5 separate regions of the Mus musculus genome follow, and all the other regions are linked to region 4. Evidence: chromatin loops called from intact Hi-C (ENCODE). Cell type or tissue: heart. All regions are shown on one strand. Region 1 has its middle 7.2 kb from the start of Luzp1. Region 2 overlaps Luzp1 (leucine zipper protein 1). Region 3 has its middle 15 kb from the start of Luzp1. Region 4 holds the start of Kdm1a (lysine (K)-specific demethylase 1A). Region 5 overlaps Luzp1 (leucine zipper protein 1).

Evidence for each region. Peaks named below come from ENCODE experiments on the same cell type or tissue, not always from the same donor. Only the 100,000 strongest peaks of a DNase experiment are listed, where the experiment ranks them.
Region 1: it touches region 4 in a loop (4-fold over the local background); 23 of 42 quality-filtered maps call a loop at or near these places.
Region 2: a loop joins it to region 4, with 5 times the contacts of the local background. A loop is called at or near these places in 6 of 42 quality-filtered maps.
Region 3: a loop joins it to region 4, with 2.5 times the contacts of the local background. A loop is called at or near these places in 22 of 42 quality-filtered maps.
Region 5: it touches region 4 in a loop (2.1-fold over the local background); 7 of 42 quality-filtered maps call a loop at or near these places.

Annotation. Positions count from the first base shown.
Region 1 is chr4:136,460,011-136,465,010 of GRCm38, reverse strand. It overlaps a transcript of Luzp1 not described here. Among named protein-coding and RNA genes, the nearest start is that of Luzp1, 7.2 kb to the left of the region's middle. In heart, no CTCF peak of the experiment used is centred here; a DNase peak (open chromatin) is centred at 2,450; H3K4me3 peaks cover 1,948 bases; H3K27ac peaks cover 1,786 bases; H3K27me3 peaks cover 532 bases.
Region 2 is chr4:136,523,889-136,528,888 of GRCm38, reverse strand. All of the region lies in intron 2 of Luzp1 (leucine zipper protein 1), which reads right to left. Among named protein-coding and RNA genes, the nearest start is that of Luzp1, 57 kb to the right of the region's middle. In heart, a CTCF peak has its summit at 2,284 (motif pointing left); no DNase peak of the experiment used is centred here.
Region 3 is chr4:136,452,196-136,457,195 of GRCm38, reverse strand. No RefSeq gene overlaps it. Among named protein-coding and RNA genes, the nearest start is that of Luzp1, 15 kb to the left of the region's middle. In heart, a CTCF peak has its summit at 2,273 (motif pointing left); a DNase peak (open chromatin) is centred at 2,065; H3K4me3 peaks cover 856 bases.
Region 4 is chr4:136,600,786-136,605,785 of GRCm38, reverse strand. It overlaps Kdm1a (lysine (K)-specific demethylase 1A), which reads left to right and starts at 3,063. Exons shown (of 20, transcript NM_001347221.1): 1 at 3,063-3,554. The coding sequence starts at 3,201. In heart, a CTCF peak has its summit at 2,928; DNase peaks (open chromatin) are centred at 3,015, 3,585 and 4,185; H3K4me3 peaks cover 2,316 bases; H3K27ac peaks cover 1,646 bases.
Region 5 is chr4:136,534,637-136,539,636 of GRCm38, reverse strand. It overlaps Luzp1 (leucine zipper protein 1), which reads right to left. Exons shown (of 5, transcript NM_024452.2): 3 at 421-512. Among named protein-coding and RNA genes, the nearest start is that of Kdm1a, 66 kb to the left of the region's middle. In heart, no CTCF peak of the experiment used is centred here; no DNase peak of the experiment used is centred here.

The DNA of each region.
Region 1 (5,000 bases), 140 kb after region 4:
GGATCAGCTCAAAGCCAGCCTGAACTACATAAGATACCTCTTCCAAAATAAAAAAATTTAAAAAAATGTTCCACAAATCCCATCCCATTTTTGGTGGGGTCCCAGTAAATGCTCCTAAATATAGAATTCTTTGCCCAAGACTCAGGATCCCAGCAACCATTTATTCATTCATTCACAGTAAGAGCTTCAGCCCAGAGGAAAAAAAACTAAGTTTAGAACTTTAGGAGCTGGGGCTGTAAGACCATGACGGAGCACATGCTGAGCCTTTGCAAGTCCTGGGATTTGTATGCATCACAGGCATACAACTGTGGTGGTGGTGGGGAGCACTGTGTGTGTGTGTGTGTGTGTGTGTGTGTGTGTGCGTGCGCGCGCACGCGCGTGTGAGTTGGGGAGGGCACAAACCCCTAGCTATACACTTACCAACTTCAATCTTTACCCAGTCCACCAACTCCAATACAGATCTCTTCTGGAAGCATCCTCACAGACACATCTAGAAAAGATCTGGGCATCCAATCTCCCAGACATACTGACACAGAAAAGTCAGTGCTCACATGGTGAGATGTCCCCTCCCCCACCCCAGGCCAAAGAACAGCAAGCTGTCAGCTCTCAGTGCCTAAACTTGCACTTTCAATTTCCCCCTGTGATATCTTCCTGCTATTTAATTTTTTTTTACAAGCAGCACGTATTACTGTGTCATCAGAAAATATGGCTGTAAAAGCCTATATAAAAAGAATGCTAACCAAGCTAGAGTTGGCTCACCTTTGTTGGTCTGCAAACAGTAAATTATAATGCAATAATGAATGAGGCCAGGAGCAAAGTCTCCTAGGGATCAAGGAAAGTGAGAGTAGGGAGGGATGAAGCCACCCTCCATCTGCCTCCTAACCTCCAAATGGCGCCGCTTTTAGTCCTTTCACGACCCAGGACTCCCACACTGCACCGGTTTTACACGGTCATTCCTCAAGCACCTATGAACCCTTTAGCATAAACGTAAGAATCACAAGTGATAAGTACTTTACACCAACTATCTGGTCATGTTATAGGAAGCCTTTATTACTCTTTCTAGTTTTGGCAAACAGGCTTAGAGGTAAAGCAAGTCAGAGAAGCAATGCTCCTTACCTAAAATCACCAGTTTATTTGGACCTAAACCAAAAGTGGTGCGCATGAGTAGCTGAGGCCTTAAAGCTGAGGATGTATGTATCTATCTCAATGGTCATCAGCGTGCACAAGGCTTTGGGAATTCATCTTCAGCGCAGCTCCCCGCCTCCAAAAGGGGAGGAGGACTTGAACAAGTCGGTAGTCTCCATCAATTCCCCCACTTCCTTAGGATAAAAAAGGTACGTCCATACTTTATGCAAACTAAGTACTTTGTACATTGTGATGGAAGTGAGATCCATTATCCCAGCACTCTAGGGACCCGGTGTCTCTCAACTCTGTCTTTCCGGCTGCTCCCCCATTAGTGTTTCTCTCCAGGCCTGTTTAAGCCCTGTTAGCACACACTTAGGACCATCTTCTTTGCACAAGTCCGTTTCATTCCCCTTCCTAGCCAGTCTGGGACCTCCTTGACGATAGGAATGGTGTTTATTCATTTCTGGTGCTTTTCCGCCCTTAAAGCGGCATCTGGCGCGCATCTCTGCATCCCTTCGCTCTTCACTTCGCAACAAATGCCTGGATGTTTAACGCGTGTCAGCGCTACACAGTCTTACTTTAGCGAAGGTCCCTATCTTCCTGAACTTTGTGTGCTTCTGAAGTGGAAAGACAAGGCACCGATTAACAATTGTTTAATACTATTGACACTAAGTGTCTCAAGGAATCAGGCCATGTGGGCTAGAAGGGTGCAGTGGGGAAACCTAACTGGGTTTAGAGTTGAAAGACTCTTTAAAAAGGACATGGCCCGGAAGCTCAGAGAAGTTAAGGAACCTACTTAAGATCACACAGTAAGGGGGAAAGCTGGGTCCTGAGCCCGGGAATGACTGGTTCCAACGCTCAGGCTATACTCGAAAGCACCGCCCTTTCATGTCCTCCATCTTTTTCTTCCTTGACTCTCATTGGTGAAAAGGGATCACGGTCTGCCCATCACAGTAGTCTCTAGGTCCGGAACAGTTTTTGAGATCTCCACCATTAAGAAACTAAATTTCCGGGAGCCAAGCACAAGTTGAGACTCAAAGAGACACCCGGAGTCTAATGCCAACCGGTCTAGCAATGTCCTAGCGACCCAGTGGAGCACTCACCCACACACCCTAAGCAGGTCGCCCCCTCAAAGCGAGCTCTGGGTCCACGCCTTCCCTGCCTGCACCCCCGCGCGGTGGCGCCTGCAGGATCCCGGCCACGCGGCTGCCGCACTGGCGCAGGGATGGGGCTGCGGCAGGGGCGTGCGGCGGCGGCGGTGACAGCTCGCTGCACCCAGGGACGCCGCGATGCAGCGGCTCGAGCTTTTCCCACCCACGGGCAGGGCGTTCCCGCCAGCGCGCTTCCTGAAGCCGAAGGACGGGGCGGAGGGCCCCGGGGCCTGGCAGGCCGGGTTCCTGGCTTTCTCTGCGTTTCCTGAGCCGGACGACCGGGGGATGGGACTTGCGGCGCAAAGCTCCTTCTCCGGAATGCGGCCAGGAAGCCGCGTCTTGTGAACTCGGGGTCCTCCTCTGCCGGGAACGCGCGGGTGTGTGTGTGTGTGTGTGTGTGTGTGTGTGTGTGTGTGTGTGTGCATGTGCGCGTGTGTGTGTGTTGAGGGTGTGTGTGTGTGAGACAGTCCTTGGAACAGGGCAAGAGGCCACACACTTATCCCAGGGAGGCAGAGTCCACAATGCGGCCAGATTCCAACCGCCTGATGTCAGCCTGTTAACTCCATCCTTCGGATGAGAATAGTGAGGCTGACGGACGGACGAGGGGTGAGCACCGGGTTGCGGACGAGGATCCGAGGACAATTTATAGGGTCTATTCTAACTCAGGTCGTCCTGATTATCACAATAGACTTTACCCACTGGGCCGGGAATCTGACAACCAGAGAGGTCATGTGGTTTCTTCCTCATCCAGCTATGTAACAGCTAAGACTCCAGCCTTGTGCTTCCAGACCTCAGGCCGATCCATTCATTGCGCTGCCTCCTCAGTGTAGTTCAGTAAGCTGCAGGTTAAGACCTTAACTCATTTGTTATGAGTCCCCCAATGCCCACCCAGAGCTCAGCACTAAGCTGTTATCTCGGAAAAGACCACGGAATTAGGCAACCAAGCTAAAAGTTGGGGCATCCTGCTTGACTCTTTTCTACGACCTTAAAAACTAGCGAAGATCCAGTCGCTGACTGTTTCCTATTAAGGTGCTCTCCATATTTCCTTTGGGGACAAAAGTTTGGTTTAAACTGCAAATGTAAAGCCATTTAAGGGCTCGTCCTTAAAATGTCTGCCGCACAATCATGAGGGCCTGACTTCCAAACCCCAGCACCCACAAAAAAAAAATGCTGGGTGTGGCCTGGTGTGGTGGCGCAGGCCTTTAATCCCAGCCCTTGGACTTTTGGATCACTGAGTTCAAGGGCAGCCTGGTCTACAGAGAGAGTTCCAGGACAGCCCGGGCCACACTGAAAGACCCTCTCTCAAAAACAAACAAAGGAACAAACGAACAACCCAGCTGATGTCATGTGACTGCCCCAGCCTGTAAACCTATCCTTGGGAGGTAGAGACAAATACCTGACTGTCATTTGGCCAATCAGCTTAGCTAAGCCAATGAGCTTCCGTTTCAGTCAGGGACTCTCTATCTCTAAAGCTACTGGTGGTGTGACTGAGGAGGGATGTTGACTTTTGGCCTCCATATGTGCACACAACATTTTTTTAAATGTAAATGCTCCGTGTGTATGTGTCAGAGAGGCTACTGTGCATCAGAGGCTGCGATGCACACATGCTATAGAGGCCAGAGGGCAGCATCCTCAACTGCTTTCCACTGAAATATTTTTCTTTAAGATTTATTTATTTACTTATTTAATGTATATGAATGCTCTGTCTGCATGTACACCTGCATGCTAGAAGAGGGCTCCAGATCACAGTACAGATGGTTATGAGATACCATGTGGTTGCTGGGATTTGAACTCAGGACCTCTGGAAGAGCAGCCAGTACTCTTAACCACTGAGCCATCTCTCTAGCACCCCTCCCTTTTTTTTCTTAAGATTCGTTTGTTTTTTAAAGTGCATGCTCGTGTGTGTGTGTGTGTGTGTGTGTGTGTGTGTGTGAGAGAGAGAGAGAGAGAGAGAGAGAGAGAGAGAGAGAGAGAGAGAGTGTACAGGTACCTTTGAGGCCAAAAGAGGGTGTCAAATCCCTGGCGCTTTAGTTACAGATTCCCATGTAAAGCTGGGAACTGAATTCAGGTCCTCTTCAAAAGCAGCCAGTGCTCTAACCAAAGGCCAAAAAGGGGGAGTGGGTGGGTAGGGGAGTGGGGGTGGGTGGGTATGGGGGACTTTTGGTATAGCATTGGAAATGTAAATGAGCTAAATACCTAATAAAAAATGGGGGGGAAAAACCCCAAGAAAAAGAAAAGAAAAGAAAAGAAAAAAGAAATGTAAATAAAGAAAATATCCAATAAAAAAGAAAGAATAAATAAACAAAAAAAAAAAACAAACAAACTCTCTAAACGCTCTTCTCTTTATTTTATTTTTCTGAGACAAGGTCTTTTACTGAAGATAAAATGCTGTAATCCAGATAGGCCAGCTAGCCAATGGGCTCTAAAGAGCCATTTCCCCCAGTACTGACATTACAGTGACACAAACATCACCCACTGAGCCATCTCCCCAGCCCTTAATGCTTTTACCTATGGGTTCCTCGAAAGCAAGGCAAGCCCATTTTCCCTCTTGTGGCCACTCTGCATCCATATATACACGAGCTGGACCTGTGTCAGCTCTCCACCAAAGATGCCTCCCCTCCAGGTTTAGAGCTGTTTCAGGGAAAAGCAGCCCAGACTACATTTTTCCAGCCTGTCTTGCAATTATGTGCAAATATGTGACTTTTCCTACCAACGGGACAGTGG
Region 2 (5,000 bases), 77 kb after region 4:
GTGATAGGGGAAAAGACTAGATAAAGTTTCAGAATAAATCTTAAATTATATAGGATTTAAGAAAATGTTTTATGTCTTAGAAGATGCTTTAGGTCAATAAGACAAGTTATGATAGAAAATGATTTAGGTACAAAACTCTAAATTCACCAAGTTAGGATGGACAATAGAATATAACTACAAAATTGGCAAATAGTTATGGACTAGATATAACATGAATCTTACCTGATTAGTCATAATAATTGTTATCACTGTATATAGATTATTATGAGTCTTCTGTCTAATATTTGTTTTTTATTAGACAAAAAAGGTGGAATGTAGACATAATGCACTGTGTAAAGGTTATCCTTGTATTATTCAAACGCTGACTTCTCCGCCCTCGTATTTTATTTCAATCCAGACATGGCATTGTAATACTTGTGTCAAGAATCTCCTCTCTCAAGTCTGTGTAAACAATTCTTACCATTTATTCTCTGCTTTGTCAATAAATGCTGATTACCCAATGGCTGGGCAAAACAGAGAATAGGGCAGGACTTCTGCCAGCCAGGGGAAGGAGGAAGAGATCAGTCAGGTTGAGTAAGGTGGAAAGAATTCTTGAGAGTTTAGCAGAAATATGGAAGTCCCAAGTTGCAAGTATTATTGGGATTTTGACTAGTAGGTAGCCAAACTAGTTGAGGGGTTAGAATAGATAAGATAGACTGCCTAGATATTGAGGTGGAGCCTTGAAATATTTATATTAAATAATTTTGTAGACCCTGTCTCAAAAAACTTTTTTAAAAAGTTAAAGTTAGTATATAAATAAGTTGGGTGATAGTAATTATTAGGACTAGCTCATGATGAAAATCAATATAAATGCCCTGGTTTTTTCAAAAGACTACTAAAGAATCTGACTAGGAAGACCAAACAGGAAGCACTGTGATACTCCAAGCAAAAGCCAGTGTGGCTGATAACAGAGACACTAAGAAGTGGTCAGAACTCTGGCCAGGTGAAGGGAGAACCCCATGCTTTTGTTCCTAGACTGCACATGATGTATAAGACAGGCAAGAAATTAAGGATGCTTCAGACCAAGGTTGCTGGCCTGAATTTGTAGGACAGTGCTGTCCTAAGTCCAATGAAATTAAGTATAGATGGAACAGTAAGAAAAGGAAGATAAGTTTAAAACATTATCTGTGAGGGGTTAATGGTCAATCAAAGACAATAGAGCCCATAAACACACAAGCAGGGTCAGAGCTCAGAAGAGAGGTATTCTTACAATATAAATCTGTGAGTCAACAAAAACAGATGGCTTAGAAAAATATAGAGAAAATAAGACACCAACTGTCTAAACCCCAATGCTCACAGGGATGAAAATATAGCAAAGGGGACAAAGCATCTGTGAGGCAAGTGGAAAATCACAAGAGTGCATAGCACATAGTGTAATGGAAGCTTCCAAAAAGTAAGACTAACACAGGTGGATCTATCAAGACAATTATGCCACAAGTATTGCCAGCACGACACCAGTAGGGCTGAGGAGATGTCTCAGTTGTAAGGCATTTTGTCCAGCATATGTGAAGACTGGTGTTTCATCTCCAGTACCACATGTGCAGGGTCGCAGGGGTTCAGCACTATTTAACAGAATAGTGCTGGAAACAGCAACAGAATCAGGATTTGAAATTAGGGGCAGTCCATCCCATAATCAGCCACCAAACACAGACACTATCGCATATGCCAGCAAGATTGTGCTGAAAAGACCCTGGTAAACAGCTGTCTCTTGTGAGGCTATGCCAGTGCCTGGCTAATACAGAAGTGGATGCTCACAGTGATCTATAGGATGGAACACAGGGCCCCCAATGGAGGAGCTAGAGAAAGTACCCAAAGGAGCTAAGGGGGTCTGCAACCCTATAGGTGGAACAACAATATGAACTAATCAGTACCCCCCAGAGCTCGTGTCTCTAGCTGCATATGTAGCTATGGGAAGAGAGGCCCCTTGGTCTTGCAAACTTTATATGCCCCAGTACAGGGGAACACCAGGGCCAAGAAGTGGGAGTGGGTGGGTAGGGGAGCAGGGCGGGGAGAGGGTATAGGGGACTTTTGGGATAGCATTTGAAATGTAAATGAAGAAAATATCTAATAAAAAATTAAAAAACACAGTCTAACCTATAAGAGAACAGCCAGCATCTTATAGTAAAACTGACTCCCAACAATTCAACTGCAACTGAGGCTTGAAATACCAAATGCCTTCTGGAGCTGTGCACGGGCTCCATCTGGTGGCTGCACTACATGGTCTGAGCCATCAGATGGAGCCCGTGCACAGCTCTTATAGAACAGCAATGCTTGGGAGAAATTGCTACCATCAAACATGGATCATCCATCACTCTGCCCCGTCTATGGTACAGCTCTCTTCTCTCCTCTAAGTTCTTCTAGACTCTTTCCCATCTCTCCATAGCCTACATGCTTCCACATTCTCCAAAACTGAAGGGAACAAGTCGCTTTCCTTTGGCTATTTGTCCACTGGCACAGCAAAAGCCTTAACTATTTTTACACTAGTTGGGGGATTAGGGACTCCACAAATTTCATATGTTCAGTAATAGAAAGGATAAAGAATTATTAAAGGATTTATACTAACTTAACAGTTACCAGAAGACAAATAACACCATGTTTCTACGAGAAGCTTTAAAAGCAATGCATCATTGTCGATATGCTTAAAACCATTAAATTGTACAATGTAGAGGTGAACTCCATGATATACAACATCACAATAATAATTTGTTTGCTTTCATTTTTCGAGACAGGGTCTCTCTGTGTGGTCCTGGCTGTCCTGGAACTCTCTCTGTAGATCAAGCTGGTCTCAAACTAACAGAGATCCACCCACCTCTGCCTCCCAAGTATTGGATTACAAGTGTGTACCACCATACCAGGTTCAATAGTGAAAAAAAAAATTTAAAACCCACACACCTAGGCATGATAGTATTTCTGTAGTTCCAGCTACTCAGAAGTCTAAAGCAAGGGGATTCTTTAAACTAAGGAGCTTAAGACCAGCCTAGGAAACATAGTGAGGACCCCATACAAAACCAAAACAGAACAGAAGGGCCTCGGCCTACCCTCAACTGACATTCTCCAAACATTCCCTTTTACCACTTTACACTGAACTTTTCATGAACAAATATCTTAAGAGGAAATTATAATAGTTAATATTTATTCGTCAACTTGATAACAATTTGGTATCCAACAAATCTCCAGGCAGACCTGTGAGAACTGTCTTGATTATATGATTATATTAACTGAAAGGGGAAGACCCACACTAGAGGTGAATGGAACAATTCCCCGGGATTAGCTCTGTAGATTCAGTGTGACCAGCCTTGACTTCTTCACCATAAGGGAACATTCTAAGTGTAAGCCAGAATAATCCTTTCTCAACTTTTTTTAAGAATCAGAATATTTTATTCTGGAAACAGGAAAAGAACTAATATAGATATGAAACTTTAGCACTTCTCCATCTATAAATTACCACTATTCTGAATTATAAAAAGTTCAGGAACCTGACTACTGTTTTCATGTGGATTAAATTTTTCTTTTTAGATGTTTTTAGTTATGTGTATATCTCTTTGTGAGTGTGCGTGTCTGTGAGGGTACCTAGAAGGCCAGAGGAGGGAACTGGACCTCCTGGAGCTGGAGTTACATGCAGCTATGGTGTCACAGCCCAGCATGGGTACCAAGAAATGAACTCTAGTCCTCTACAAGTGCACTTAGCCATCTTGCCAGTCCCTCCATTTGGATTTTAGTGTTAATTTTCTATCTTCTGTTCAAAATTGAGTGTGGAGACTCAACCAGTATAGCACAGGAATGAAAAAGCTAAACTCAGTTAACAACCAACAAGTACTTAATTGACACTAAAAAGAGAGCATTACATTTCCTATCTGAAATCTTTTCAAGGCTCTTATTCTTCTTAGGTTAAAGTCCAAATTCTCCAATTAAACCAAGAAGCCCTGCATGTTCTGGCCTTGCCTGCCCACCTCTCTCTAGCCTTGTCTTCAGCCTGCATGTTAAGTCTCATTTTTAGCTGGTTGTAGTGGTAGAAGTACTGGAGATTGAACCCAGGGCCTTGAGCATGTCAGACAAATGCTCACAACACTGTATATGTATGAGTTTTATTTACTCAGTATATTCCTCCCTACTTGCTTTCTTATTTGTATTCTGAATTCTCAGTACTCAGCAAGGAGCCTAGCACACAATAAATGCTTTAAACTTAGTGACTGTGAGTGGCTGAATGAACTTCCTAATGATTCAGTGTCTGGCCAGACACTGGCCTTTAACAGACAACACTAAGTAATACCAAGGAACTAACTGTTCATGGGTTACAACGGAGGAAATGAGTGGATCAGATGGAACAGGTTATCAGGTCCTGGACACATGTTCTAAAAGATCACACCCAAGCCCTGTACCCACTTGCTCAGTGGCTTAACCATCATATTGTGCCCCTTCAAGACTGCAGGTCTGCGCCATGGAAACTGGGACAAACTGCTGAAACCACTCCTTATAGGCTGCCCAAATATTATCACTGGGCTGGTAAGAACAAAAAGTATTTCTGAATCTTCCTCTACTCCTTAGAATAGTTTTATACATTTATTTTTCTGTTTTTGTTTTTTGTTACAGGGTCTCTCTAAATAGTCCTGGCTGTCCTGGAACTCACTATTGACCAGGCTGGCCTCAAACTACATACCTTTAATTTCTTTAATACACATCTCCTATCTGGAGAAAGCAGTGGAGGTGCTGTATCCTGGGCTGTCTACAAAAGAGAAAAGATTCCTTTCTTCCTAATGTTTCCCTGCTCTCTGCAGATGATTCATTATTCAGTAAATATTTATGGCACATCTATGATGTACCCAGACTTCTGTGAAGTGCAAGAATAAAAAAATTAAGAGCTTCTCCTTTGTCTTTGAAAAAATAAGACAGACATAGCCAAAGGTAAAACAATGGTTTTTTAAAAAAATAAAACCATCCCTACTGGGCATAATGTCACTCTA
Region 3 (5,000 bases), 150 kb after region 4:
TCAGTAACCGGGGTCAGAGGCAACTTTCAGTGCGCAAGCACAAAGCGAGAGAGCAAACAAAATAGGACAAGAGACTCACTCCTTGTAACCTGGCCCAGAAAAATCATTTTGAATGTCTCAACAAGGAAAACAGCCACAACACCTTTCTCCAGAAGGTGGCCCTGGACTAACCAGATTGTTTTCTTTGCCTTTGGCTAGAATTCCCTTGGCCTAATTCCAAGGGCTCTCAGCCTGGGGCTGACCTGATTTGAAACCCACCCTGGTTTGAAGAGGTTCTTCCTGGCCAGAGAGCCAGGGTGCCCTACTGCATAACCACAGACTCTCTGAGGGATGGAGAACCTAAAAACTCCCCTCTTCTTGGGTGTTCTCGGACCCCTCCACACACAAAAAACCAAAAACAAAAAAACATGCTGAACCCTTGTCGTGATTTGAATATGCTTGGCCCAGGGAGTGGCACTGTTTGGAGGTGTGGTCCTGTTAGAGTAGGTGTGTCACTGTGGGTGTGGGCTTTAAGACCCTCATCCTAGCTTCCTGGAAGACAGTCTTCCACTAGCTGCCTTCAGATGAAGATGTAGAACTCTCAGCTCCTCCTGCACCATGCCTGCTTGGATGCTGCCATGTTCCCGTCTTGATGATAATGGACTGAACCTCTGAACCTGCAAGCCAGCCCCAATGAAATGTTGTTCTTTATAAGACTTGCCTTGGTCATGGTGTCTGTTCACAGCAGTAAAACCCTAACTAAGGCAGCCCTACCCACACCACCTTGTCCAAGGCCTCAAAGGTTGGTCTTAGCCATAATCATATTTTACTTTTTATATTTGATTTATTATTGCTGTGCATGTATGTTGGGGTGTGTGTGCATGCCACAGAACATGTGTGACGTTAGAGGACAACTTTGTGGGGTCAGTTAGCTCCATTTCTATGCGAGCTTTAAGGATCTGATCCAGGTCACCAGGTCCCTGCTGAGCCATCTCCATAGCTCTATAACCACATTTTACAGATATAGAAGCTGGGGCTTGGTTACCAAATTGACTTGGCTGTGCTAACACAGCCAATAATTAGCAGAGTTGGCACCTGAAAGAGATGTTTACCACCAGTATGTGTCCTAATGGAATATCTTCCTCTGCCCTCCTAACCCCCAATCTGGCTTCTCTCTTAGCCTCTCTCTCTCTCTCTCTCCCTCTCTCTCTCTCTCTTTCCTTCTCTCTCTCCTTCTCTCTCTGTCTATTGATATCAAGGATCTTCCAGGATATACCAGCTGGAGAACAGATCTTCTTGGCCCAGGGAAGTCCCCTAGCCTGAGAGAACTGTCACCTAACCAAGACAGTTTCACTGGGGTACCCAGGAGCCCATGGGAAGGTCTTGGTGGATGGAAAATTAACCCACGCTGTCATTACCCCATCCAACCTGCAGCTCTTCTGTGCTCAGTCCCTTGGTTAGCCTCTGTCCCTCCAGACTTCTCCACCTCCCTTCCTCTGTCTTCACACAGCTCAAGTGATCCATCTCAGCTCCCATCTTACGACGCCATCTTCCCAAATAATTTTCAAGAGATCCCTGTTCCTCCCAGGATAAAGTTCAAAGCAGATAGATTGTTTGAGTCCCCAAGGTCTGACCGACTTCTCGTCCAATCTTCCCTTTCTTCTAGGCCTCCCTCACTCCTGGCCTCCCTTCCCCCACCCCTAGTATCTCAAACCTTTCTCGAGGTTTCCAGCCTCAAGTCTTTGAACTTAACAGTTCCATGTGTGGTGTGAGAGGAACAGAAGTCCCGATTGAGCTGCAGGGCCTAAGCTGAGCTCTGGAGTTGCCAGATCCATTAGTAACCGCCCCCCCCCCCCGCCCCCCAGGCTTCCAAGAGTGGTGGCAGACACGTCAGCCATCTAGAAGGCTTTCACTAGCGGTGGCCACCAACCACCTAGTGAGAGCACCAAAACCTGGAGCTCTCTGCAAAGCCTGAGAAAGACGGATCTCATCTCGCACCCCATTTGGTGTGCCAGCACAACTCTCTGAGCCAGCTGCCAAGAAGGTTCCCAGAGGCAAAGATTTCCTACCCTGTCTGCTGGAGTCTTATTTCCTAGTGTTTACCATCACCTTCCGCTACTTCCGTGGTCAGGCCGAGTTCGCCTCTGAGAGTGTCTGCAATGCATACCTTAGTGATCTAAGTGCTGTCCCAGAACAGGCAGAGGCTTGCCGCTGCTTCTTGTAGAAAAGTTTTGCCAGAGAAAGGGGGTTTGCCCACCCTTCTTTCTGCATTATTCCCTGATGCTTCTGCGCCATCTGGTGGACAGATGTGGAATGGACCAGGATTTAGGCGGAGGGAAACGCCTTATTCAAACTTGTTTAGGGCAAGATGTTCCTACTGGATTCTGTCCTATGATGGGATCTCAGACTTGTACCAGCCCCTCTCGGGATGAGGTTCCTTTTTTCAGAAAAAAAAAAAAAAGGTAGGAAGGGAATGGGTTCTTCTATCTCTAACACAGCCAAGGCCCATGTCTCTTTGTCGGGGCTGGAGAGATGGCTCAGTGGTTAAGAGTACTGGCTGCTTGCTTGATTCCCGGTACATACGTGGCAGCTCACCACCATCTGTAACTCCAATCCCAGAGGATTTAATTTCTCTTCTGGCTTCCTTGACCACAATATATACAGGCAAAACACCCATATACATTTTGAAAAAAAAACTCTTTAAAAAAACAAAATCAAAGTCCAATATGGTAGCTCGTATCTTTAATTCCAGAACTCAAGAGGCAGAGACAGGCAAATCTCTGAGTTTTAGGCCAGTCTCATCTATATAGCAAGTTCCAAGCCAGCTAGGACTTCATTGTATGGTGGCTTTCAATCTTCCTCATGCTGTGAGACCCCCCCCCAACCATAACACTATTTTCTTTGCTATTTCATAACTATAATTTTGCTACTGTCATGAATCATAATGTAAACATATGATATGCAGGATATTGGATATGTGACCCTTGTGAAAGGATTGTTCAAGCTTCCCAAGAGGCCAAGACCCACAAGTTGAGAGCCTCTGGCGTACTGAGACCCTGTCTGGAACAAACAAACAAAAAATCAAAACAAAAAAAGGGATATGCTTGCATTTGGCCCCAGCTTGTTCTTAGAACTAGATTTGTACCCTTGGCCTGTTCCTTCTCTGCTTTAAGTATACAATTGCCACACTATGGTGATATAACATGGTGACTGTTGCTAGGCAGAAATACTACAGCTGAACCATGGTGGCGCACACCTTTGATCCCAGCACGTGGAAGGCAGAGGCAGGCAGATTTCTGAGTTCGAGGCCAGCCTGATCTGCAGACCAAGATCCAGGACAGCCAGGACTACACAGAGAAACCCAGTCTGAACACCCCTGTCACCCCTCCCCCCCACAAAAGAAATGACATACATTTTTTTAGATTCCTAGTGCCTGGCTAACGCTAGGTCAACATAGGTATGGTTGAGGGTGAGCATCCTGTCCCTGAATCTGTTCAAGGATACTTGGTGGGCACGCCAAAAAGTCAAGTGAATGAGCTGTCCAAGTGGGGTTCAGGGAACCTGGGTGTGGTCATTTATGCCTTTAATCCCAGCACTCAGAACGCAGAAGAGGCACAGAGTTCGAGGCCAACCTGGTCTACACATTGAGTTCCAGGACAGCCAGAGCTATACTAGAGATACTCTGTCTCAAACAAACAAACAAACAAACAAACAAACGAACAAAACCAGAGTGGTTCAGGGATTAGGGTAAACTAGGAAGTAGTGATGTTGTTCATGGGTGACGTCACCTAGATGTGAATGCTCATTTGTCTCTTCCAGTGAGTTACAGGGATACCTTGAGCAGATTTCTTAGGCATTTTAAGCCCCCATCTACCTATCTGCAAAATGGGGATAACGGTTTCCTGTTCCCCAAGTTGCTGGGAGTCAGCAAGATAAATCTATCCAAGATCATGAGTTGCTGCTGTGGCAGGGATGATGTGACTAAAGGTGCCCTAGATAACTGTTAAAATCCCCTTTCTCCAGGTCTGGGATCCCTGTTTCTGTCTTTGAGAGCAAAATTCAGGATTAGCAAAGCAATAAATGCTATCGTAAGACCCTTCAGTCAGAGGACGGCTCAAATCAGGTACTTGCTAGAAACTATAAAGAAGGCACTCTCCCCTCTGGCTGGAAAGTCATCTGAGGGCAACGAGGGGGTGGGGCACAACACAGGCCAGGTGATGAACAGACTGCCTGCCTATCTAATCTGCTGAGTGTACTTTGATCCCCAAATGGACTCTGAGCTTTGTGAGGGATCTGGTGGCCATATGGGGACAGAAAACAAGCGATCATAAAAGAAAGAAAGGGGCTGGTGAGATGGCTCAGTGGGTGAGAGCACCCGACTGCTCTTCCAAAGGTCCAGAGTTCAAATCCCAGCAACCACATGGTGGCTCACAACCATCCGTAACAAGATCTGACTCCCTCTTCTGGTGTGTCTGAAGACAGCTACAGTGTACTTACATATAATAATAAATAAATCTTTAAAAAATAAATAAATAAATAAAAGAAAGAAAGAAAGAAAGAAAGAAAGAAAAGAAAAGAAAAGAAAAGAAAAGAAAAGAAAAGAAAAGAAAAGAAAAGAAAAGAAAAGAAAAGAAAAGAAAAAAAGAGATCACAGGTTGCCAACTGGCAACCCAAGAGCTAGACCTGGCTCCCAGGTCAGTAGTCCGAATCATCAACTGTGTGTATTTGCCTCGCCACTTAATTAGTTCCAAGTGAGTAAGTGGTAGTCTAGTCCCATTCAGAGATTTCCCCAGTTCTGAACACTGCAGTGTCTGGGACAGTACCAGGCCCCAGCCACCTTCTTGGGTTGACAGTATTGTTATTCGTGTGGTACCAAAGAATAGCCTGAGTTAAAAGGCAAGAAACTGGAAACCCTGGTTACCATTTCCCACTAGTGTGTGTGTGTGTGTGTGTGTGTGTGTGTGTGTGTGTGTGTGTGTGTGTCCAGGTGTTCATGGATGAACACATGTGTGCCTGTGTGT
Region 4 (5,000 bases):
CTAAGATCCTGTCTCAAAAAAAGCCGGGCGTGGTGGCACACGCCTTTAATCCCAGCACTTGGGAGGCAGAGGCAGGCGGATTTCTGAGTTCAAAGCCAACCTAGTCTACAGAGTGAGTTCCAGGACAGCCAGAGCTATACAGAGAAAACCTGTCTCGAAAAACCAAAATAAATAAATAAATAAATAAATAAATAAATAAAAAATAAAAAAGGTGTCTGGGAGTCAAGTGTGTGTGTGTGTGTGTGTGTGTGTGTGTGTGTGTGTGTGTGTGTGTTGTATCAGTGAGGTGGCCAAACTTGACGAACTGAGTTTAATTTTTGGGATCCATATTTTAGAAAGGGAGAGTTGAACTTTTCAAATTGCCTCTGACTTCCATACCGATGCTATGGCACCCCCACTACCGCCACACTAAAATAAAAAAAAAATCCTTTATTTATCCCTTACTTATTTATTTTGAGGCAGGTACCTCTGTGTAGCCCTGGTTGTCCTGGAACTCACTCTGTAGATTAGGCTGGCCTCGAACTCAGATATCCACCTGCCTCTGCCTCCCGAGTGCTTGGATTAAAGCAGCAGGCTTTAAAATCTTTTAAAAAATAAGGGAGCAGATTAAAAGCCGAAAAATCTGAAGCAATCCACTACGCATTGATAAATGAATGGATCAATATAATGTGGGGAGCTGGAGACGTGGGTCAGCTGGGACAGTGCTTGCCTAGAGCCATGGTTAATGTTAGTGACAGAGTCGCCTGGGCGTTGGGCCTCGGACATACCTGTGGGGGAGTGTCTTCACCATGTTGACTGAAGTGGGAAGACAGGGCAGCTTTCCCGATGGCCCCTTTCCTGCAGTCCTGGGCTGTGTAAGATGGAGAGAGGAGCAGTGTTTGCATTCATCCCTCCGGGCTTCCTGCTTGTGGATGCCATGGGACCAGCTCGCTCTAGCTCCTGCTGCCTTGGCTCCTCTACCATGATGGTGTACCTTGAACTGTTTTAAGCTAGTTCAAATCCATCGAGGCAGGGAGCAGAACAGTTGCAGCCAGGGGGACGGGAGAGTAATACGCTCACATCTTTTACACCATATATCATATCACCTGCTTATGATGGAAGAGCAGGATTTAGCCCTAGACTTCCTTACATTACGAACTCTTCTCTAAACTGCTCTCTTCTCTTCCTCACAAAGCTTTCTCCAACCCCTCAATATAATTCTACCACACTCACCAATTTTGTTAATTGTGACCATGAAAACATACTTCACACATGGGACATACGTGGTCCTGTGAACACATTTTTTTTTTCTTCCTGCGTACTGTTTTTGCTTTTTGGTTTGTTTTTTGAGATAATGTTTCTCTGTGTAGCCCTGGTCAGCCTGGAACTTGCTCTGTAGACCACCAGGGTGGCCCCGAATTCAGAGATCTGCCTGCCTCTGCCTCCCAAGTGCTGGGATTAAAGTCGTGCACCACCACCTTCAGGCCTAGTTTTTTTTTGTTTTTGTTTTTAAAGTCTATTTTGTTCACAGAGTTCAGTGAATTTTAGTGAATACTCACACCTCTGTAAGCATCACCCCGATCAAGGTATGGAGTTTCCTCCAGCAACCTTCCTCCTGCTGTTCTGTGTTCAACTTCATCACCTTGGAAGAATTAAACAAACCAGCAAAACCCTGTAACAGGGCCCCAAATCTTAGTAGGCTGAAAGATCTTACCACAGTTAACTCAATGGTGGAAATACCATTTAAGCTGTAAAACTTAACACATAGACAGTACCACCTGCCAAAACTAAAACAAAGGCTTAATCCATTTAAGTCCGTAGTTTTGGGAAATGGACTGACCTTGCTTTTTGGCTTCTGTAGTTCTGCTTCTGGCTAACTGAAGCTTTTAAAAAAGTTTTATTTATTATTTCTAAGTACACTGTAGCTGTCTTCAGACACACCGGAAGAGGGCATCAGATCCCATTACAGATGGTTGTGAGCCACCATGTAGTTGCTGGGAATTGAACTCAGGACCTCTGAAAGAGCAGTCACTTCTCTTAACCACTGAGCCATCTCTCCAGCCCCCCATCTCCCCAGGCCCCAAGTAAATACTTTCTATTGGCTTAAACCCATGCCTGCATTCTTCTCTGGTGAATATCTCATAGCCCCCCAACATCCTATACATCTCAACATCTCATGAATAAAACACCCACATTCACAACATTAGAAAGAACTGACCAAGCCGGGCAGTGGTGGCACATGCCTTTAATCTCAGCACTTGGGAGGCAGAGGCAGAGGCAGGTGGATTTCTGAGTTAGAGGCCAGTCTGGCCTACAAAGTGAGTTCCAGGACAGGCTGGGCTATACAGAGAAACCCTGTCTCGGAAAAACCAATCCCCCACCCCCCTCCCCAAAAAAGAAAAAAAGAAAAGAAAGAACTGACCTAGGTTGAAGAAGTGTTATGCGCCTGGAGATGAGAGGCATGGAGGAGGAGGCATGGTGGCGAGCATGTGCAGCCTCAAGAAAGAAAATAAACACGGCTTGGAGGCAAGAGCGAGTCCACTTTGACTCAAACCAGAAATTCCTCATTTCTCTCTATTTTATTACCGTGGAAATTCGTGCACTCTTTATTTCCCCACAGTCCAAGCAGGGCCATTATGAAGCTAGTTTCCCTAGCTCTAGGGATAACTCGGGGCCATATACATTCTGGGCCAGTGCTCTAAAGGTTGAGTTACAGAGCACAGGATAATTAAGTGATCATTAATTAAGTTGTACTTCAGAGTGTTCCCCTGTCTCAATTAGGTAGTAAGCCCTCTGAAAGCCGGAATTCCATAATCCACCCCTTGTCCTGCAGGGAGAGTGAATGTTATTAGTTGAAGTGACTAGTGTATGGGGTGAATATTGAGAGTCCTTGATGAAAACGGTCGGGCTCAGAACCCGAAGTCAGGCGGATATGCTGGGTCGCACTCCCAATCGCAGGGGGCGCTCTAGGTCAGCCTCGCGATCGGAGCTGCGGCGCCGCTCTAGCCTCCAGGACGTCGCTCTCTGGTCTTGAGCCGGGGACAAGCGGCTGCTTTTTTGTCCTGGTGCGGCGGGAGCGCGCAGGGCGCGTGCGCACGCGGGGGTGTTTGGCTTCGCACGGAGCGTGAGAGGTGCGGGGCGGAGAGGCGCGAGGCGGCTGCGGACCCACGGAGCGGCAGACCGATCGGCCCCTGCGGCCCGCGGCGGCCAGGCGGCCCGAGATGTTGTCTGGGAAGAAGGCGGCGGCGGCGGCAGCGGCAGCGGCGGCGGCGGCGGCTGCTGGGACCGAGGCCGGGTCCGGGGCGGCGGGCGGTGCCGAGAACGGCTCTGAGGTGGCCGCGCCGCCCGCGGGCCTGACGGGCCCCACCGACATGGCTACGGGGGCGGCGGGCGAGCGCACTCCCCGAAAGAAGGAGCCTCCGCGGGCCTCGCCGCCCGGGGGCCTAGCCGAGCCGCCGGGGTCTGCTGGGCCCCAGGCGGGGCCCACAGCCGGGCCCGGCTCCGCGACGCCCATGGAGACCGGAATAGCCGAGACCCCGGAGGGCCGACGGACCAGCCGGCGCAAGCGGGCCAAGGTGAGGCCGTGATCGAACCGCTGGTCCCGGGGACCGGAGTGGGGCCGGGGGAGGGGAGGCCCGGCCTTTGTGCGGGGACCCGGTGTATCGGGCGCTGGAGGGTGTGACCCTGATGGTCTGACTGGGAAAGATGGCTTCCCGACGCGTTTGTCTACCTGTGTGTCTGATGTGTGCGGACGGCGGACGGCTTCTGGGTTGTGTACACCGGGGAGATGGGTGTGATGCTCTAAGAGTCAAGCTGCATGAAAAGAAAGAGACTTTTTCTTTGTTTTTGAAAGGTCTTGCTGTACGCCAGGTACGCGTAGACTCTTATTTCTTTCTTTCTTTTTTTTAAAGATAAAATAATAAAATATACAAAAACCAATCGTTTATTGTGCGTGTGCGAGTTGGGGTCATAGGATAGCTCGCCTGAGTCCTTCCTGTCTTTCCGCCATGCTAAGGAATCGAACTGAGGTTGTCAGGCCTGGAGGCCAGCGCTTTCTTGGGGCCCGGGTAGACTTTTTCAAATTGTGGAAGCGAATGAAGAATACCAGTTGGACACGGGGCGAATATAAAGATAAAGATTTGGCATCAAATCCAACACTATCCACAGATAACCTCTGTCTCACACCCCAGTATGCCAGATGGTGCATTTGGCACAGGGCCAGCGTTTTTCGTTTTCCCAAACACCACTGGACTGGTATTGTTAGCTTCATTTTAAGAATGAGTAAAAAGAGGTTTGCAGTTTCAGAGTTTGGTGTTTTGACAAGGTGTAATTCGATATTGAAACAAACAAACAAACAAACAAACAACCCTCTGGGTCAGTAACCTTGCTAAGCATTGGTGTGGCTTTATTGCACAGTATTAGCCTTAACCAGAGATGCTTAATCTGATGGGGAAATTGGAAATACATATGGGTTTGTAATAAATACAAGAAGTAGTCTAAGGGGCTGGAGAGGTGGCTCAGTGGTTAAGACTGCTGACTGCTCTTCCAGGGGTCCTGAGTTCAATTCCCAGCAACCACAACCATCTCACATCTGTAATGGGATCTGATGCCCTCTTCTGGTGTGTCTGAAGACAGCTACAGTGTACTCAGATAAATAAATCTTTAAAAAAGAAAGTAGTCTAAGGATATGGCTGAATGGCACAGGACTGGCCAAGCAGAATTGAGAATTTGTGTTTCTGTTTGTAGCACTGCAAGATAAATACAAGTGTTAAGTAGTGTGACTTAGGTAGCTTCTTGTACATTGTTCTCTCCTGCTGTGCTGGGGAGTTGACTCTCTTATGTGCTAGACAGGTTCTCTACTATAGCCCCAGTCCTCCTTTTTATTTTGAAACTATATTGGCCCTAAATTTATCTTGTGGCTTAAACAGTGCTTGAACTTGTGAACCTCCTGGGTCAGCCTCCCAAGTGACTGGGATTCTAGACCTGCCTCAGTAGGCCTGGTTTGTTTTGTTTTTGATTAA
Region 5 (5,000 bases), 66 kb after region 4:
TGGAAGGACAAAAAGGTTAAGATACTAATTCTGTATGGGTGACAAACCTAATCACCTCTTAAAGGCCCCACCTCTTAATTATATTGTGGGGGATTAAGCTTGAACATGAGTTTTGTGGGGCGCACAACATTCAAATCATAGCAACAATCTCTGAAGAGTCATCAATTGAACATTAAGTGGCAAGTAGAAGACAAATAATACTTATATAAACTGTCAGACTCGAGTTTTATACCCCCACTAAACTACCAAACCAAATGGGTTCATGAACTCATGAGCACCGTCATGAACTGGACAGAGAGCCACGTGCACAGTATATGCCAGCACCAGCAGATGACACGTTCTCAAGCTCATGTTCAAGGCTGTAATAACACAGCTCTAATGGCTGGCGTTAACTGTCTATTGGACAGAACCTAGCCTTACCTGGGAGATGGGCCCTGAGCATGGAGTGGGGAAGTTGACTATGTTCATTGCTGCCTGCTGTGCGTGGCCCCTTTCTTGACAAGGATCCTGTCCTATATAAATGGAGAAAGGAAGGTGAGCAGCAGTGTGCATTCATTGCTCTCTGTTCCTGATCGTGGATGTGACAGGACCAGCTGCTTAAGATGATGGACTGTGCCCTTAAACCGTAAGCTGAAATAAACCCTTTCTCCCTTGAGTTGAGTTTATTTAGCAAGGTATTTTATCACATCAACAGAAAAAGAAACAAATGCTCACCTGAACAATTCTAAAAGAAATCTTAAATTAGCCCACAAAGGAATCAAACAAATCAGTAACAGAAGATGACTGGAAATAGACATATTTTGAAAGAAAAATACAACTTTCTAAAATCTGTAAGATAAACTTGGAACAACGCAAAAGAGAAGATGGAAAGATTTTTAAGAGCCAGAAGACTGTGAGTTGGTGTCTTCTATGGATGACAGGGAGCTGCACCCACAAAATCTTAACAGTGAGGTTGCCAAAACAATCTGAACAACTGATGCATCCCAACAGGGGCTGGAGGGATGTGTCACAAAGCCCAACCCCCAGAAGAACAACTACAGGCAACTGGTAGCTGCTAATTCCAAGTGGTCAACCCTAAATACACATTTACTCAGTAGGGAGGGAGGGAGGGAGGGAGGGAGGGAGGGAGGGAGGGAGGGAGGGAGGGAGGGAGTGTGTGTGTGTGTGTGTGTGTGTGTGTGTGTGTGTGTGTGTGTGTAACAATAATAATTAAAGAGGCCATGAATCTGAAGGAGAAGGGGGTAGCATATAGGCTAGAGGAGGAGAGAGTGGGTGTAAATGATGGAAATTCAGTATTTATGTATGATATCCTCTAAAGAATTGTAGGAGCATTCGTAGATGACCTGCTTCTGGGTCGGGGTTTTGTGCGTAGCAGAGCAGCTCCCACGCTTCGATCTATTGAAAGTCAGCCCTCGACACAAGGGTTTGAAAATTTTAGATTTAAAAAAAAAAAAAGAATTGTAGGAGGAAGTCACACTGTGGCTAAGAGATATTTATGGCACTTAGTGCACACAGTTGATGAAGTTTAACAATAATCTCAAAGGTAAGAAACAAACCGACAAACAGGCAAAGTAAACCGGATATGATGGCAGTCCCACAGCCAAGCAAAGTAAAACAGGATGATTGCTTAAACAAAGGAGGTTAGCCTCGAGACCACTCACTACGAGCTAACATAAATAATGTTAAATCATTAAACAGTAAAAAAAGAGTGGAAATCAAGTTGAAACAAGAAAACAAGTGTGTGTGTGTGTTTGGGGATGTTAACCAAAGACAAAGCTGTCTCTAGAAAGATAATAAAAACATGACAGAGATGACACTATAGATCTCAGAGACATTAAAGAGTAATTTATGAACAATTCTGTAGCCAAAATTTGATAATCCAGATGAAACAGACCAATTACCTGAAAGCCACAATTTATCCAAATAGTAGACACTGTTGAATAGGCCTATTCTGTTCACCAATAACTTTGTAAAATATATATTAAAGCCCAAATGGACTTACTGGTAAGTACTTCAAGCATTTAGAAGAGTATGCCAATTTTCCAGAAGACAGAATCACAGCAAATTATTTCCCAGTTTATTCTGTAAGGCCAACAAAATCCTCATAAGACCAAAGATATCACAAGAAAATAAAATCTACAGACCAGTATCTCCTGTACACAAATACATCTAAGGCTCTTCCACAAAATACTAGTATATGAAAACTAGCAATGTAGAGGAAGAATTAAATGCTACAACCAACTGGATTTATAGAAGAAATGCAAGGCTGCGTCAGCTTTTGAAAACTGATATAAGTCATCATACCAATAGGTTCAAGAAAAACCAACAAGAATCACATATGGAAGCTCAAAGCCTCCTGTGTGATGAGGGACAAGGCAAGAATTCTTGCCACCTATTTTCAACATTGTACTAGAAGCTTAGATAATACATTAGGCAAAAAAATAAAAAGATATGCTGATAGGGAGGAAAGAAAAAGAGAAAGACATGCCTCTCTATGTTGAAAATTCAACAGAATGATCAAAAAAATAAAGGCCACTTTAAAACAACTAGTGATTACAAGATGGTTGCACGGTAGACAATATATATAAAAATCAAAAAATTTCCCAATATACCATCAGTGAGCAAATAGAATTTGAAATTAAAGTACAGTATCATTTTTATTAACACTATAAAAATGAAATTTAAATGTAAACTCAAAACCTATATGCATTTTTCATAGTTTTACAGATTGTAAAACAGGAGACCTAAGTAAACGGGGAGAGTCTCCATGTTTACTGGTAGGAAGACTCAATACAGTTCCGAATGTCAGTTCTATAGGCTCAATCAAAATCAAAATCTCTAGCAACTATTGTGTGGATACTGACAAACTGGTAAAGTTTTGGTAGAGTTGGATGACCAGAAGAACTAACATAACATTAAAAATTAACAAAATTGATGCTATCCATCTAAGAAAGTTATCAGTCACAGCAGTAAGTATGAAAAGAATAGATAGATAAAGGAACAAAACAGCCCAGATTAAAAGCTGTCCTGTGATCTCTGAGAAAAGAGCAAAGGCAAAAAACACAACAAAAATCATCTTCTCTATAGATGGGGCTATAACCAGACTATATGCACAGACTTAAGTATAAAATGCAAAACTATCAACTCCTAAAAAAAAATCAAAAGGAGAAAAACCAGATGACCCTGAGTACAGTAGTAACCTCAGGTACTGTTCAAAAAGTACAATCCATGGAGGAAAGAACCAATAATCTAAGCTTGTTAAGGTGAAAGACATCTAGGCAAAACAAATATCAGGGGAAAAAAAATAACTAAAATACTTTTAGCAATAATACTAGGAACAGTGGTATACAACTTTAATTCCAGCACACAGGAAGCAGAAGCAAACTGTTAGAGCTGCATACATATAGAGACCTTGTCTTTAAAAAAAAAAAATTTCCGGGCAGTGGTGGCGCGCACCTTTAATCCCAGCACTTGGGAAGCAGAGGCAGGTGGATTTCTGAGTTCAAGACCAGCCTGGTCTACAAAGTGAGTTCCAGGACAGCCAAGGTACACAGAGAAACCCTGTCTCGAAAAAAACAAAAAAACAAAAAGCAAACAACAACAAAAACCCAAAAGGGGGGGGGGTATAGTCATATATATAAAATCTCAGTAAGAAAAACATGAGTCAACATGAGTCCTTAACAAAGGATATATGCAGATTACAAATAAGTGCATGGAAAAATTAGGTTGATTTAGAACTGAAAAAAATACAATAGACCAAAAGCAGTCCTGGTGGCTCATGCTCATTATCCCGGCACTCAGAAGCTGAGTCAGGAGAACTGCACCTTCAACTTGAGGCCAGCTTGATCAACAGCCAGACCTTGTCTCAAAAAACAAAGACCCTCAGCACCACTACATATCTATTAAAATGTCCAAATCACTGCTAACATGGAGGATACAGAGCAACAGGAATTCTCAAGTCCATACCAGTGGTAATGCAAAATGGTAGCACCACTTTTGAAGATAGTTTCTAGCAAAACCAAGCATGCTCTTACCATATGTTCTAGCAGTTTAACTCCTTGCTTACCAAAAATGGTTGAAAAACTATGTTTATATAAAAGCAGGCACACAAATATCTATAGTAATTGCATTTATAATTGGTTAAACCTAGAAGCAGGGAAATAAGTAAGCAGAGGGATAAACTGTGACATCCAGACAGTGGAGTATTATTCATCTTTAAAATGAAATGAGTTATCAAGTTTAAAAAGCCTCACATGGTATGACTAACTGAATGGCATCTGGAGAAAGCCAAACTATAGAAACAGGAAGGGTGACTAGTGCACAGGGAGCCCAGCAATGACATACTCTGTGTACTTTAATTATGGATCCATGGCATTCTACCTCTCTTTAAACCTATAAAATATATAAGATCAAGAGTAAAACCTATGTTGTCATGGCAGCACATACCTTTAATCACAGCACCTGAGGCAGAGACAGGTGGATCTCTGAATTTTGAGGTCGGCCCACCCTTATGGGCATATTATTTTTATGTGCTATGTTAAGTTTACCCTTGTGTTATTCAAATGCTGATTTTTCTACCCTCATATCTTGTTTCAATCCAGACACGGCTTTGTAATGTTTATGTCAAGAATCTCAAGTTTGTGTAAACAATTTTTACCATTTATTCTCTGCCGTGTTAATAGATATTGATCATCCAATGGCTGGAAAAACAGAGAAGTCAGGGAAAGAGGATGAGAAAGAGAAATCCTCCAGGAGTGAGGAGGAGAGAATTCGTGAGAGTTTAGCAGAAACACGAAAGTCCCAATGACAAGAATTATTGGGATTTTGGCTGGTAGGTAGCCAGATTAGTTTAATGGTTAAGATAAAACTGCCCAGATATTGAGGAGGGGCCTTGAAATAAATATAAATCTTGGTCTCCCTGTGTTGTTATTGGGAACTAGCTAGGATAAAGTTATATAGCTGGTGTATTAATTTAATAATATTTATATTAAATAATCCAT